Linked DNA regions of Homo sapiens: region 1 is linked to region 2. Evidence: read pairs that join two places in POLR2A ChIA-PET (ENCODE). Cell type or tissue: MCF 10A. All regions are shown on one strand. Each heading gives the region's core, and the rest is flanking DNA. Links, peaks and the distances in the headings are about the cores only.

Region 1 (6,636 bases), core at 1,169-6,168, 52 kb before region 2:
CCCACACATATGCACTCATTTTAACTTAATTACCTCTGTAAAACTCTATCCCTCAATACAGTCACATTCTAGGGTACTGGGGGTTAGGGCTCCAACATAGGAATTTGGGGGACACAATTTGACCCCTCACGCTAGTTCTGTCCTCTCCTCTGAGAACCTGACCACTCCATGGTGCCTTTTGTACATACCTTCAAGTAGCCAGTAGAGACCATCTAGGCCCTGAACACCATATCCACATTCCTAGGGGAGGATAAGGAGACCAGCCTCATGCTAGACAATGCTGGCCAAAAAGTTAAGGGTCCAATAGCGTGCCAGTCAGGGGAGTCCAAATGCTGTGACAGAAAACCCCCAAATCTCAGAGGCCAAACACAATCACCGCCCAGTATGTGGTGGCAGGGGTGCGGCTTCACGCAGCCATTCAGGGATCCAGGCCCTCACAGCAACTCTCTGTAGTAAACTGGGAAGTTGGACAGGCTTTGTCTGAAAGCACAGCTGTGCTCATCTTAGGTTTCACGAGATAAGGTCTTGAGAAGTGATGTTTGATTTTGACTCTGAGAGGCACAGTCCCCACTGCTATTTTCAGTTATTTCACAAAGGGTTCATTTCCTCTTCCAGCTAATGAGCTCCCAAGGGGGCACAACTCAATGGCTCACCAAGCATCCCTTCTTAAGGGTGACCAGCTATTCTGGTTTTCCTGAGACTGAGGAGGACTCCAGGAGGCAGAATTTTAAGTTTTAAAATTGGGACAGTCCCAGGCAAGCCAGGACGAGTTGGTCAAGCCACTGTTTGTTGAAATACATATTTTCAATAACTGAGATAACTCTGATTCACCACCCTGGAATTAAGGGGAAGCAGAAGGAGCTCTAGGCACAACCACACCTGCTACTCTGATGACAAATGCCTGCTTTCCAAATCTCACTGGTGAAACTCTTTTGTTTAAAAGAGTCTGAGACTCATTGGGCCAGGCACGTGCCTAGTGCTTTTTAAAAAATGTGAATAGGTCTCATCATTGAGAAATTGCAACTTAGAAGACAACCATCTAACTTCTATTGAAAAATCAAGAGAGCTGACAGTTCTGGGCTGTATTTCCATGTGGCAACAATTATCTGGAGCTGGGCAGAGGTTTCTACTTTAGATGGGGCCTGAGCTTCCTAGTTGCACCGCTTGCCACCATTTACTGTTTTCTCTCATGTCTAACCCACTGACTGTGACGTCACCAACCTGGCCGCTGAGGCCATTGAGTTTGCAGTGGATGGCGTTTTCTTAACTGTAACCCAATCAACCTTGGGAGAAGGAATCCCAGTCTTGATTGTCTCTCTGGAAACACTAACTCATAAACTTCAGCTCCATCTCAGTTCCTAGGATCTATTTTGCTTTCAAGGGGATAAAGAGGTCAGGAAAGAGGCCGCTAGCTGGGCAAAAGTTTAGAAACCATTTCCCGCTAGCGCTGTGGTGTCAATCAAGCCCACGGTCTCCTTCCGCCAGCATCGTGACGTGCAGCCAGCCCTGGGAAACCGGGGCAGTTCTGGGAGCTCAAACGGGAGCCGTTCACGTGTCATTTTTCTTAGCAACAAGGATTCCGCTTCATTTCGGGCTTGTCTTGAGAGGCAGAAGTTTCTATTTATCAGCCAACAAAGAGGCTGAAGGGTTTGATGCCTGCTTTGAAGCCGGGGGCTGGGGTTTGGATTGGGTTCTAGGCCCCACCATGTGCATGCCTTTCACTCCAAATCAAAAGCAAGAGGGAAAAAGGGAAGATTGTGGTTAAAACAAAACAAAACAAAACTGGAGAAACACTGAGAAAATATTGTGCTAGTTTATCTCTAAAGGATGTGCCCTTCAGGTAGTGCTCAAAGAGGCTGTAACTTTTCCTGACTCCAATTAACGCTCAGGGGACACTGACAGTCCAGGGAGTGCCCCAAGCACAGCTTTGACATAGTACTGTTTCATCTAGGGAGGGGCAGAATGTGTAGCAACAGGGGCTCTCAGCCAGTTGGGACAACGATGGTTTTGGGGTCGGGCCCGGTGGCTCACGCCTGTAATCCCAGCACTTTGGGAGGCCAAGGCAGGCGGATCACCTGAGGTCAGGAGTTCAAGACCAGCCTGGCCAACACGGTGAAACCCCATCTCTACTAAAAATACAAAAATTAGCTGGGCGTGATGGTGCACGCCTGTAATCCCAGCTACTTGGGAGGCAGAGGCAGGAGAATTGCTTGAACCAGGGAGGTGGAGGTTGGAGGGAGCTGAGATCATACTATGGTACTCCAGCCTGGGCAACAGAGCAAGACTCCATCTAAAAAAAAAAAAAAAAGTGGTATTGGGAAATGTTTACTGACTGAACAAATGTTTTCTCAGCATCTTCCAGGTGCTGGCACCATGCAAGGCCCAGGGTTACAGTGGCATCTGGGGCAGGTGTTGTCCCAGCAGACTCTGAGGTGAGGATTAGGACATGTCCCAGGAGATGCCTCTCAGGGAGGGGAACCAGAACAGGGATGGAGAGGAAGCCAATCAGGGGGTGACTTCAGTGATTCCCATTCCCCTGCCTGATCCCGGGGAGAGCCCTGGTATATAAATTACCCCCACCCCAGAACTGGCCTGATCAGAGTGGGTGCTGCTGGCCTTGGTCACCTCACCAGTCAGTCACTGACTGTGGGCATGGTGGGGCAGCATGCAGGCTGCCCACAGGGTACTCCTCTGAAGTTTGGGTCTCCTTGGCAAGGCTCAGGATGTGAGGGGTGGGCACACAGAGGTGAGAAAGAGATCTGGAGGTGACTGCATGGGGGCGCCCATGCATCCCCAGCAAGTGCAAGTGAAAACAGCCATGGCCCCTGTCCTAGTCATTTCTGTTGCAATAACAGATGGGGCGGCTGAAAGAACAGACACATATTCCCCACAGTGCAGGAGGCTGGAAAGTCTGAGATAAGGGAGGTGGCAGATTTTATGGCTGGTGAGGGCCCACTTCCTCCTTCCAGTTGGCTGTCTTCTCCCATGACAGAAAAGAGTGAAAAAGAGAGAGAGCACTCCAGGGTCTCTTTATAAGGGCACTAATCCCACTGATGAGAGCCCCACCCTCATGACCTATTCACCTCCCCAAAGCCCCACCTCCTAATAGCATCACATTGGGGGTTAAGATCACAACATATGAATTTTAGGGGGACACACACATTCGGTCTATATATAGCATTCCACCCTGGACCCCCCAAATTCATGTCCTTCTCACATGCAAAATACATTTATCCCATCTCAGTAGCCCCAAGTGTCTTAACTCATCCTAATATCAACTCTAAAGTCTAAAGTCCAAAGTCTCCCCTAAATAGCATCTAAACCAGATATGTGTGAGACTCAAGATATGACTCATGGTGAGGCAAAATTCCTCACCAGATGTGAGCCTGTGAAGCCAAACAAGTTATGTGCTTCCAAAATACAACGGTGAGTGAGGCATAGTACAGACATTCACATTCAAAAAAAGAGAGAAAGAAATAGGAAAGAAGGAAGGGATGATGGGTCCTGAGCAAGTTCAAAATCTAGCAAGGCAAGCTCCATGAGATCTTAAGATCAAGAATAATTCTTTTTGGCTCAATGCTTTGCCTTCTAGACCCACTGGGGTGGTAACAACACCATCCCTACCAGCTTGGTGGGGTGCTTCCCATGCTGTGGCTCCCAGGAGGGGCCCCCTCTTGCTTCAGCTCTCTGTTGGGGTTGGGGGATCCTGCTGGGCCACTATGGCTTCACTGGGTGTTGGTTCCACTCTTTGCAATCGAGATGGAGGCAGACCTCTCCACCTTTGCAAACGAGGTGGAGGCCATGCACTCTGGGCCTGTGGTGGGAGTGGCAGCTCTAGTGACCTCTGAATCACCTTTGGGGTCCTTCTTTCCTTGTGTTGAAGAAAGCTGAATGTTCACATCTGAAGAATTCTATGGTCTGGTCCTGTAGGGTCTAAGAAGTCCTATAATCTTCATTTTGTCCTGTTACCTCTTTTCCTTTAGTCCTAGATAGCAGTGCTTCTGCTGGAACAATTCCATCTTTGCTTCTGGCTTTTATTGAGACGGTTGATCAAGCCCATGGTTCATATTTGTACTAATCTTCTTATCAAATAGTCACTGAGCCACATCCTTAGCATTCTGCTCCAAACAAGTTTTCTCATTTTTTTGCAATAGGGATAGGTTGGCAATTTCCCAACCCTTTAAATTCTGGTTCCTTTTTGCCTAATAACTCCATCTTCAAATTATTTCTTCCTTCACACATTTTATTATAAGCAGTCAGGAGGAATAAAGCCACTTCTTTAACAATTTGCTTAGAAATTTTCTTAGCTAAATATCCAATTTCATTGTTCACAAGTTCTACCTTCCACAAAACACTAGAACATGAACACAATTCAGCCACATTCTTTCCCATTTTATAACAAGAATGGTCTCTCCTCCAGTTTCTAATAACATGGTTCTCATTTCCATCTGAGACTTCACCAGAATGCCCTTTGCCATCCATATTTCTCTCAACATTTTACCCACGATTACTTAGGTATTCTCTAAGAAGATGGAAACTCCTCTTATCTTTCTGAGCTCCCATCAGAACCACCTTCGAAATTCCCTTCATGGAATTCTAGGCTTTTTCTAGCATGTACCTCAAAACTTTTCCAGCCTCTACCTATTACCCCGTTGCAAAGCTGTCTGCATTTTCAGATATTTGTTACAGCAACACATTGTTTTTTGGTATTTTTCTGTTCTAATGAGTTTGGGCTGTTATAACTGGGTGGCTTAAACAACATAAATTTATTTCTTATAGTTCAGGAGGCTGGGAAGTCTGAAATCAAAGTGTCAGCAGATTCAGTATCTGGTGAGGGCCTTCTTCCTGGTTTCCAGATGACCGTATTCTCACTGTACTCTAACGTGGTGGAAGAAAGCACAAGGCAGCTCTCTGGGATTCCTTTTATAAGAACACTAATTCCATTCATGAGGGTTCCACCTTCATGACCTAATCACCTCCTGCCTCCTAAAGCCATCACATTAGGGGTTAGGATAAATTGGAAGGGACACAAACATTCCATCCATTGCAGCCCTTGCCTCATGGGACTTGCCAGGTAGCAGGGGCAGGCAGATGCTCTGTAGAGGATGGAGGGATAGGAGAGCTGTTTTTTGAGGAGTGTGGAGTTTACAGGAGAAAGAAAATAGAGTAAGAGTTGAGTTAAGGAGCTGAGAAGAGAAGGCAGGGTAAAGAACAACCCAGATGCAGGGAAGAGTATGTGCCACCACTGTGTGGAGGGAGAGGGCTCAGTCGAAGCTCACTGGAGGCTGTGTGCATGGAGCTGGGCAGGGAGGCCAGGCCAGGAGGCTGAGGGGTCAGCAGGGGCCAGGCAGGCCAGGCTCTTGGGCTGCATTAGGGAAGCCACTGGATGATTCCAAATGGAGGAATCAGGGCTCCAAGGCCATTTTCAGAGATGATTCTGGGGAGATTGAATTGGAAGGGGCTGCAGAAGGGATGAGGGGCCTCTTCACAGCCATGACCAAGCTGACAAGAAGAGGGTAAGTTTCTGGTTTGGGGAAAGTGACATGATTGTCAGAAAACCAAGGGAGAAAACCCATCTACACATAAAGGAAGAAATGGTTTTAATTCATCTCTGGGGCTGGGGATGGGTCCACCCTTCTGAGATAAATTCAGGTACTATTGGTAGGGATAAGGTGGGGTGGGAACAGTGGGAAAGATGGGGGTGTATCAGTCAGGGAGGCTGGGTTATGCTGCAGTAACAAATGGCCCTAAAGCCTCCGAAGCTTAAGACAATGGTGATTGATTTTTTCCTCATATGGGACCATCCGTTGGCAGGGACTCTAACTCATGCCGTGATCCTCCTCTCTCTGTGGCCCAGATGAACAGAGCAGCTGCTCACTGTGGCGGAAGAAAAGAGAAAATAGGACTGGCTTTTATAGCTTCCACCCAGAGGAGACATCCGTCACTTCTGTTCATCTTGGGAAGGCAAGTCATGTGGCCACACCTAGCTGGAAGCCTGTGCCTGGAAGGAGAGTGAGGCAGGATACTCAAGCAGGCTTGGTGGCTTCCACAACTGGGATTGCTACCATCATAATTAGCAATCTGAGGACCACAAATGAGCTCGATGCTAGTTTTTTAGCTTCTGCTTTGGCATTTTGCAGAGCCCCAAATTTTAAGAAGCTTCCCGTTTAGGACGTGCATGCCTTCTGTTTGGCCCTGGCATCTGTTGCCTGTGTACATCATCACTCACGTTTTGTGCTGTTCTGTTTTCCTTGCCTGGCCTCTTACACCCCTGGAAGCTCCTGGGACCCTTGCATATCTTCAGTACCCAGAGAACGAGACCCTCCATTATGGGTTGAATTGTGTCTCTTTCTAAATTCATATGTTGAAGTCCTAACCCCCACTACCTCAGGATGTGCCCTTATTTGGAAATAAAGTTGTACAGATGTAACTAGTTAAGATGAGGTTGCTAGGGTGAGTCGCAATTCAGGATGACTGCTGTCCCGATAAAAAGGGGAAGCTTGAACACAGACAGGTACACAGGGAGAAAGCCATGTGAATACGAAGATGGCAGTCGACGAACCATGGAGAGAGACTGGGAACTGCAGGAAGCAGCCCTGCTGACACCTTGATTTCAGACTTCTGGCCTCCAGAACC
Region 2 (6,636 bases), core at 871-5,870:
TAAAAATGTTCTTATTTATCCACATAGTTACCATTTTTGGTGCTCTTCACTCCTTTGTGTGGATTTGGATTTCTGTCTGGTATTGCTTTCCTTCCACCTGAGGGACTTTCTTTAACATTCGTTGCACTGTGGATGTGTTGGTGATACATTCTTTCAGCATTTGTATGTCTGAAGAAAGCATTAGATCCCTTTGCCTGTGCAATATATTTTTTCTGGGTATAGAATTCTGTGTTTTATTTATTCTTCTTCCAGTGCTGTAAAGATGTTGCTCCACTGTCCTTTGGCTTCTGTCATCTTTATGTTTATTCTTCTTTATGGAAGGTGCTGTATTCTTGTGGCTGCTCTTAAGATTTTTTATTTATCACTTGTTTTATGTTATTTAATCATGAGGTGTCTTGTAGTTTTCTTCACATTTCTTGGGCTTGGTGTTGGTTGAACTTTTAGTTCTGAGGGTTTATATTTTTCATCAGATTTGAAAAAAATTCAACCAATTTTTTTTCAAATATTTTTTCTCTTCCCCTCTTTCTTTGGATATTCCAATTATACAAATTTTAGGCCACCTGAATTTGTCTCAGAAGTAACTGACACTCTGCTCATTTTCTTTTTCATTTATGTTTCTTTGTGTGGTCCTTTTTGGTTAGTTTATATTGTTATGATTTCAAGCTCACTGATTTTCTTTGTTCTGTGTTGCCTAATCTGCCATTAATCCCAGACAGTGTATCTAACAGATTTTTCCTATACGCTGTATATTGTTGAGAGTCTAGATTTTTTTGGTCTTTTCCTTTTTAAAGAGCATCAGGCTTTATTATGACAAGGAGTTAATTTCCTGGGGGATCAGCTTGAGTCACTATTGGCTTGATTTTAAGTTTTCTTGGGGTAGGCATAGAGTACCCTGTACTCTACTGCAGAAATGGATTGTGTGGGCTGTCCACTGACTAAGGGTGTTCGATGACGTCTCCACTCTGGCTGGTCTGAGCTCTAATGTCCCTTAGCACTGCACAACCTCCAGAACCTCCACTTCCCACCTGTGCCCCAGCTCCCCATTACCTGTTCCATGCTGGCCTCACAGAAATGTGCCCCGTGCATAGGCAGCTCAGTATTCAGCCAAACACTGAAGGAGTCCCTTGTGTAGATTTCTGGAGCTCCTTTGTGCAACTACATCCTCTGAAGTTCTCTGCCCTGCAAACTCCAGCTGTCTCAGGGCCCCAAATGTCAACTCCAGTTTCCTCTGCCCAGTGAGAGAACTGTTCTGTTTGGGCTCCACTTTCTTATACCAGAGTTTGCCAAGATCCCCCCGTGGGAGAGCCTGAGTGAGTGTGGGGTTTGCCTATGTGAAAACTTCTCTCAGGGATCACAGCTCTAAGCTGTGTGTTGGCAGCAGTTGCTTCATATAAATACCTAGTTCTTTCATTGTTTATGCTGAGAGAGTAAGTCTACTACCCTTACACCATGAGGGCTGGACCTGGAAGCTTGCTTTTCCATTTTGATATTTAATTGAGGCCGTGTGTTTGCAGCACAGGGAGCATGCTGAAGGATGAGCTCACTGTGCTGCCCTGCCTGGAAGTCCTTTGCAGTTTCCAGGAGTTTCACAGAAGCTTCTCAGAGGTGTTGGCTGAATGACATTTGGCTGCACAGAAGGGCCTTCCGTTTGCCTGCCCTGGGGCTCTGTGGTGTGCCCTTTCCTGCTTTTCCATGGCCTCCACCACTAGGGTCTTCCCAGGAGGGATGAGGCCACCTTCACAGTGTCACCAAGCTCACACTTCACCCACCCTTCCTCTGGTAAAGGGAGGCAAAGAGACAGGAATCTAAATCAGAAAGACAAAGAGTCCCCTGTGATTCAGGAAACCAGCTTTCTCCCAGAATCACCATCCTGGTAGCCTGCTGTGCATGGCTGAGACCAGCTGGTCCAGACCAAGGTGGGTTGGAGGATGACGGAGGAACCAGAACAGCAGTGATGGCTCCCGGGACAGGGCGATCTTGGAGTGTGATAGGGTTTGGCTGTGTTCCCACCCAGATCTCACCTTGAAGCGGAATAATCCCCAGGTGTGAAGGGTGGGGGCAGGTGGAGATAACTGAATCATGGAGGCAGTTTCCCCCATACTGTTCTTGTGGTAGTGAATAAGTCTCGTAAGATTTGATGGTTACATAAACAGGAGCTCTCCTGCACAAGCTCCCTTGCTGGCCACCATGTAAGACGTCCCTTTGCTCTTCCTTCGTCTTCCACCGTGATTGTGAGGTCTCCCTAGCGATATGGAACTGTGAGTCCATTAGACCTCTTTCCTTTGTAAATTACTCAGTCTCGGGTATGTCTTTATTAGCAGCATGAGAGCAGACTAATACAGAGTGTTTTCTCTGGCCCAGAAGCAGAGCAGCAGCTAGGACCACAGGCCACAGGTGGGATCTGTGATGGGGATCCCGACGGGGACTTTTGGATCTTTAGGGGATCAGTAGAAACCAGCTTGGTCAAGGTAAGTGATATTTCAAACCATTACTATTACTGATTTCTACTATTTTGTGGAGTGGCTACTGTTTGTGAACCACCATGCTAATTCCTTTTACCTGCATGAGGTGGGCACTCTTATTATCTCTGTTCTCCAGGTGAGGAAATTGAATCTGAGAGGTAAATTAACCTGCCCAAGGTTACTTAGCTAGAATATGGCTGTGGAGCAGGGATTTGAACTATTAGCCATGACACTGGGTTGCCTTTGTGTTCATTAAGATTAGAAAGGTTTTTAGGTATGAACATGTAGTTGGGGGAAAGGAGAGACAAGGGAATCAGCACCTAATTAACACCTGTAAGAAAACAAATGACAGTGTATTTATTGATCCTTTGGTACACTTTTCTTTTTCTTCACATTTTATCATTTCTGAAATTTGGATTTGTTTTACATAGCTGGTATGTCATGGTTTAATTGGTGAAATCTTTCTCTTTCCTAGTGATGCTTAAAATTACAGCATTTCTTACAATCTATGGCAGGATTGGCAAAACTTTTCTGCAAAGGGCCAGATGGTAAATGTTTTAGGCTTTGTGAACTAAATTGTCTCTGTCACAACTACTCAACTCTGCCGGCCATTGTAGTGTAAAAGCGGTACAGACACCGAGAAACTGAATAGGCATGGCTGTGTTCTAATACAGCGGTATTTGCAAAAATGGGGGAAAGGTGAGATTTGGACTCTTGAGCTCTGGCATCTTGGATTTGCTGAAATATAGGTGTAAAAATCATCATGGCTACATCAGCAACAGCAGTTAGTAGGCACTAAATGATGTCTGATCTTATCTGAGCTTCACTCAGCCCAATATTGCAATGCTATTACTATACCCATGCTCTGAATGAGAAAACAGCTTCAGAGAGCTTAAGGCACCTGCCTTAGGCCCCTCAGCAGTGAGTGGGAGGGAGGGAACTGGATGCAGCCTGTCACCAGCTGGCCCAGGTGGTGACCTCTGAGACTGAGGCAGGCAAGCCCTCTCCAGTAGGATCTCTCACCACGTTCCCCCACCCCAACATCTTATTTACATCCAGCATCTCATGCTGTCATATTCACTTAGGCGTCAGCTGACAATGGGACACACCACTTGTTTTTTTGGAAGAACCACCACCTCGACCCAGCACAGTGGCTCATGTCTGTAATCCCAGCACTTTGGGAGGCTGGGGCAGGTGGATCACCTGAGGTCAGAAGTTCGAGACCAGCCTGGCCAACATGGCGAAACCTTGTCTCTACTAAAAATACAAAATTAGCCAGGCATGGTGGCGCATGTCTGTAATCCCAGCTACTCGGATCACTTGAACCTGAGAGGCGAAGGCTGCAGTGAGTCAAGATTGTACCATTGAGAGCCAGCCTGGGCGACAAGAGTGAAACTCCATCTCAAAAAAAAAGAAAAAAAAAAAAAAGAAAGAAACAAGAACCACCACCTCTTCATCTTTTTGGATTAAGAACCGTGTATGGAAAAAGAATAGAGAAAGGAAACTGACTGTATGCAGATTAAGATGCGCATAGCTTAATCGGCTTGAGGCTCTGTTAGCCTATCACGCATTTGGGTTGGTTTCCAGTCTCCATGAGCCAGGCCTCGTGCTGGTGCTGAAGACGCTGCAGATCCATAGGTCTAGGCCCTGACTGTCAGATAGCTCAGGCCTTTTGGAAAGCAGACCCAGAAACAGGATCTTTCTCTTTGGTGATGGTAGACTCTTGTACAGTCTAGGGAGAGTGGCAAGAGGGGGCAGTGTGAAAACCCCTATCTCAGAGGAAGCCCTTTGCTACGTAGTTTACTTTTGGCTCTGAAGCAGCAGGTGAGGGTCCACGAGGTGATGCAGGACTTGGGCTCTGGGTCCAAGTGTCTGTCCTGCTACTTACAAGCCGACCCTGGCAAGCCACTTTAGCCCCTGTGCTGAGTTTCCTCATTGGTAAAAAGGGCATAGTAATAGCATCTAACTCCTAGGATCACACTGAGGATTCATTGCAAGAAGGTCCTGAGATAGCTCTTACTATCCCAGAGGGGCGGCTGTGAGCTGTTTTTGATCGATGAATTCTAGTCTGTGATTCTACAAGTTCTTTTCTAGATCACGCACCTGATGAATCCAGTTTTCCAGTCTGGGGTTCCACTGTTGTGAAACTACAGCATAAAATAGAAGGAAAGTGCAACTGATTATAAAGGCAACCTCGACCCCCATGGACGCTGTTACGAGTCTTGGGCAATCTGCGTCCGAGGCCAAGGTTAAGTACCTGAACTGGGTCATCAAAGTCAGTGGCTTTGAATGCAGTTCTCTGTCCAGCAGTGTGCTCTAGGGCAAGTTCCTCGGTTTCCCAGAGTGTAAAAGGAAGAATACAAAAGTCCCTGCCTTAGCAGATTGCTATGCGGGTAGATGAGCTAATTCATGGGGAGCCACACTGGCCTGTTGGGAGCGACCCCAGCATGAGCTCTCGGGATTGTCATTACTTTTGTTTGTGGTTGTTCCTGTTGATGATTTAATGAGGTACTGTGCAAAACCACAGTGACCCGCACTGAATAAGTGCTTCATAAATGGTCACCACCACTGTCATCATTACGACTGTTGCTCTCTGCAGTGGGTGTAGTCGCAGCCAGGCACTAACATGTGGGTCTAAGGAGAAGAGCCTTAGATCCGTTTAGATGTGCTGTGTTCCTAGGTTAAGCCAACATGGTAAATGGAAAGTTCCACCAGGAAGAGCCTAGCATTGGAGCAGGCAGCTTGAGTTCACTCTGGGCCTTGTTTCCCCGGGGGTCAGCCCAGCCCAGCTGCTCTCAGCCCTGTACGCTGCCCTGCTTCCCTTGCTGCTGTCTCAGATGCCCATGTCCCCTCCTTCCTCAGCCCCCAGGCTGCAGACCCGCCTCTCCCTGTTCCCTCATTCTCACCATTGTTCCTGGGCCCCAACCCAGCCAGGAGGACAGCAAACAGGATGCTCTGGCAGGAGCAGAGATTAGGCTGGGATTAGGAGTCCTCAGCCTGGAGGGCTTCGGGCTTGTTTAAGGAAAAGGCGGGGGAGCCTGGGGAAGTTCATTGCCCCTGGAAGGAGGCCCACGAGCTGGGCTGAGCCTGGGCGAGTTGCCCTGACCCAGAGAAGAGACTTGAGAGAGAGCTTTGATCAGATTCTCTGGAAGTCTCCCCTGGAGAAAGCCCAGCTCCTCGGCCCCTCCCGTCTGGCCCCGATGCCTCCTTAAGGGCCAGCTCAGACTCCCAGACTGGTTTGTTCTCTGTGGCTCTACCACTCCTCCCAGACCGCCTGGGGGCCCTGCTATCCTCAGCCTCCTCCTAGCCTGCCTCTCTGTGCAGTGACCCACTGCTTCCTCTGCCGTGTGTCCTTCCCGGAGCCTGTGGTGCTGTGGAAGGGGATTTACCTGCTTCTGGTTGCTCTGACTGGGCTGTGTGCTTCTGAAATAGGAACTGCTGAGGGAGGATCTCCTCGTGGGGAGAGTGGGGGCTCTGGAGCCCAGTTTGAACCCTAGCTCAGCTGCTTCTCAGCCTTTGGCAAGCTGCGCTCTGCTCCTCAGCTCTTCTCTCTGTAAAATGAGGATAACATACATCCCTGCCTGGTAGCGTTGTGTGAGGACTTTGATAGGTATAAAGTGCTTAGACTATTACCTGGCACATAGTAGGTGCTCAACAAATGCTGGTTGTTATAATTATTATTATTGCTGCTGCTGTTATTATCATGTCTGTATCCTCCAGAGTCCAGCACAGGCTTGGCCCAAGGCAGGTGTGTGCTATGAACTCGATTAGTAAGCTTGTGCCTTCCTAGCAAGGACCTTCAGCTGTTCACCCCAAAATAGCCTCTGGGTGGGGTTTGTGGATATTAGAGCCAGGGACCCTTACATCTTTTCAGTTATCCCTGCATCCCCAAGGGTTCCCAAGGGCATTAAGTTTTCCACCTCTCTCCCTCCCTCCCTCCCTCTCTACTCTGGTCTTCTCTTTTCTTCCCATTGACATCCTTGTGGGTGTCTCTGATTCTGTCTTTGGACTTAGTTTCTAACAGAGAAACTGATCTTTAAAAAGTAAATAAACTAACTGCTAACTGCCCTTAGGAAGCCCAGGAAGCCCTGAGTGGTGCTGGGGCTCCTTAGCCTCCTGGATCACAGGGCTGAGGATCCTGGCCTGTCCACCAGCGAGTGCCTTCTGCCCTGTC

Evidence for each region. ChIA-PET counts read pairs that join two places held together with the same protein. Peaks named below come from ENCODE experiments on the same cell type or tissue, not always from the same donor. Only the 100,000 strongest peaks of a DNase experiment are listed, where the experiment ranks them.
Region 1: POLR2A ChIA-PET joins it to region 2 with 8 read pairs; 2 of 35 experiments call an interaction of 5 or more read pairs at or near these places.

What each region holds. Positions count from the first base shown.
Region 1 is chr20:58,106,407-58,113,042 of GRCh38, reverse strand. No RefSeq gene overlaps it. Among named protein-coding and RNA genes, the nearest start is that of CIMIP1, 41 kb to the left of the region's middle. In MCF 10A, for the core only: no CTCF peak of the experiment used is centred there; a DNase peak (open chromatin) is centred at 3,362.
Region 2 is chr20:58,053,916-58,060,551 of GRCh38, reverse strand. No RefSeq gene overlaps it. Among named protein-coding and RNA genes, the nearest start is that of LINC01742, 53 kb to the right of the region's middle. In MCF 10A, for the core only: no CTCF peak of the experiment used is centred there; no DNase peak of the experiment used is centred there.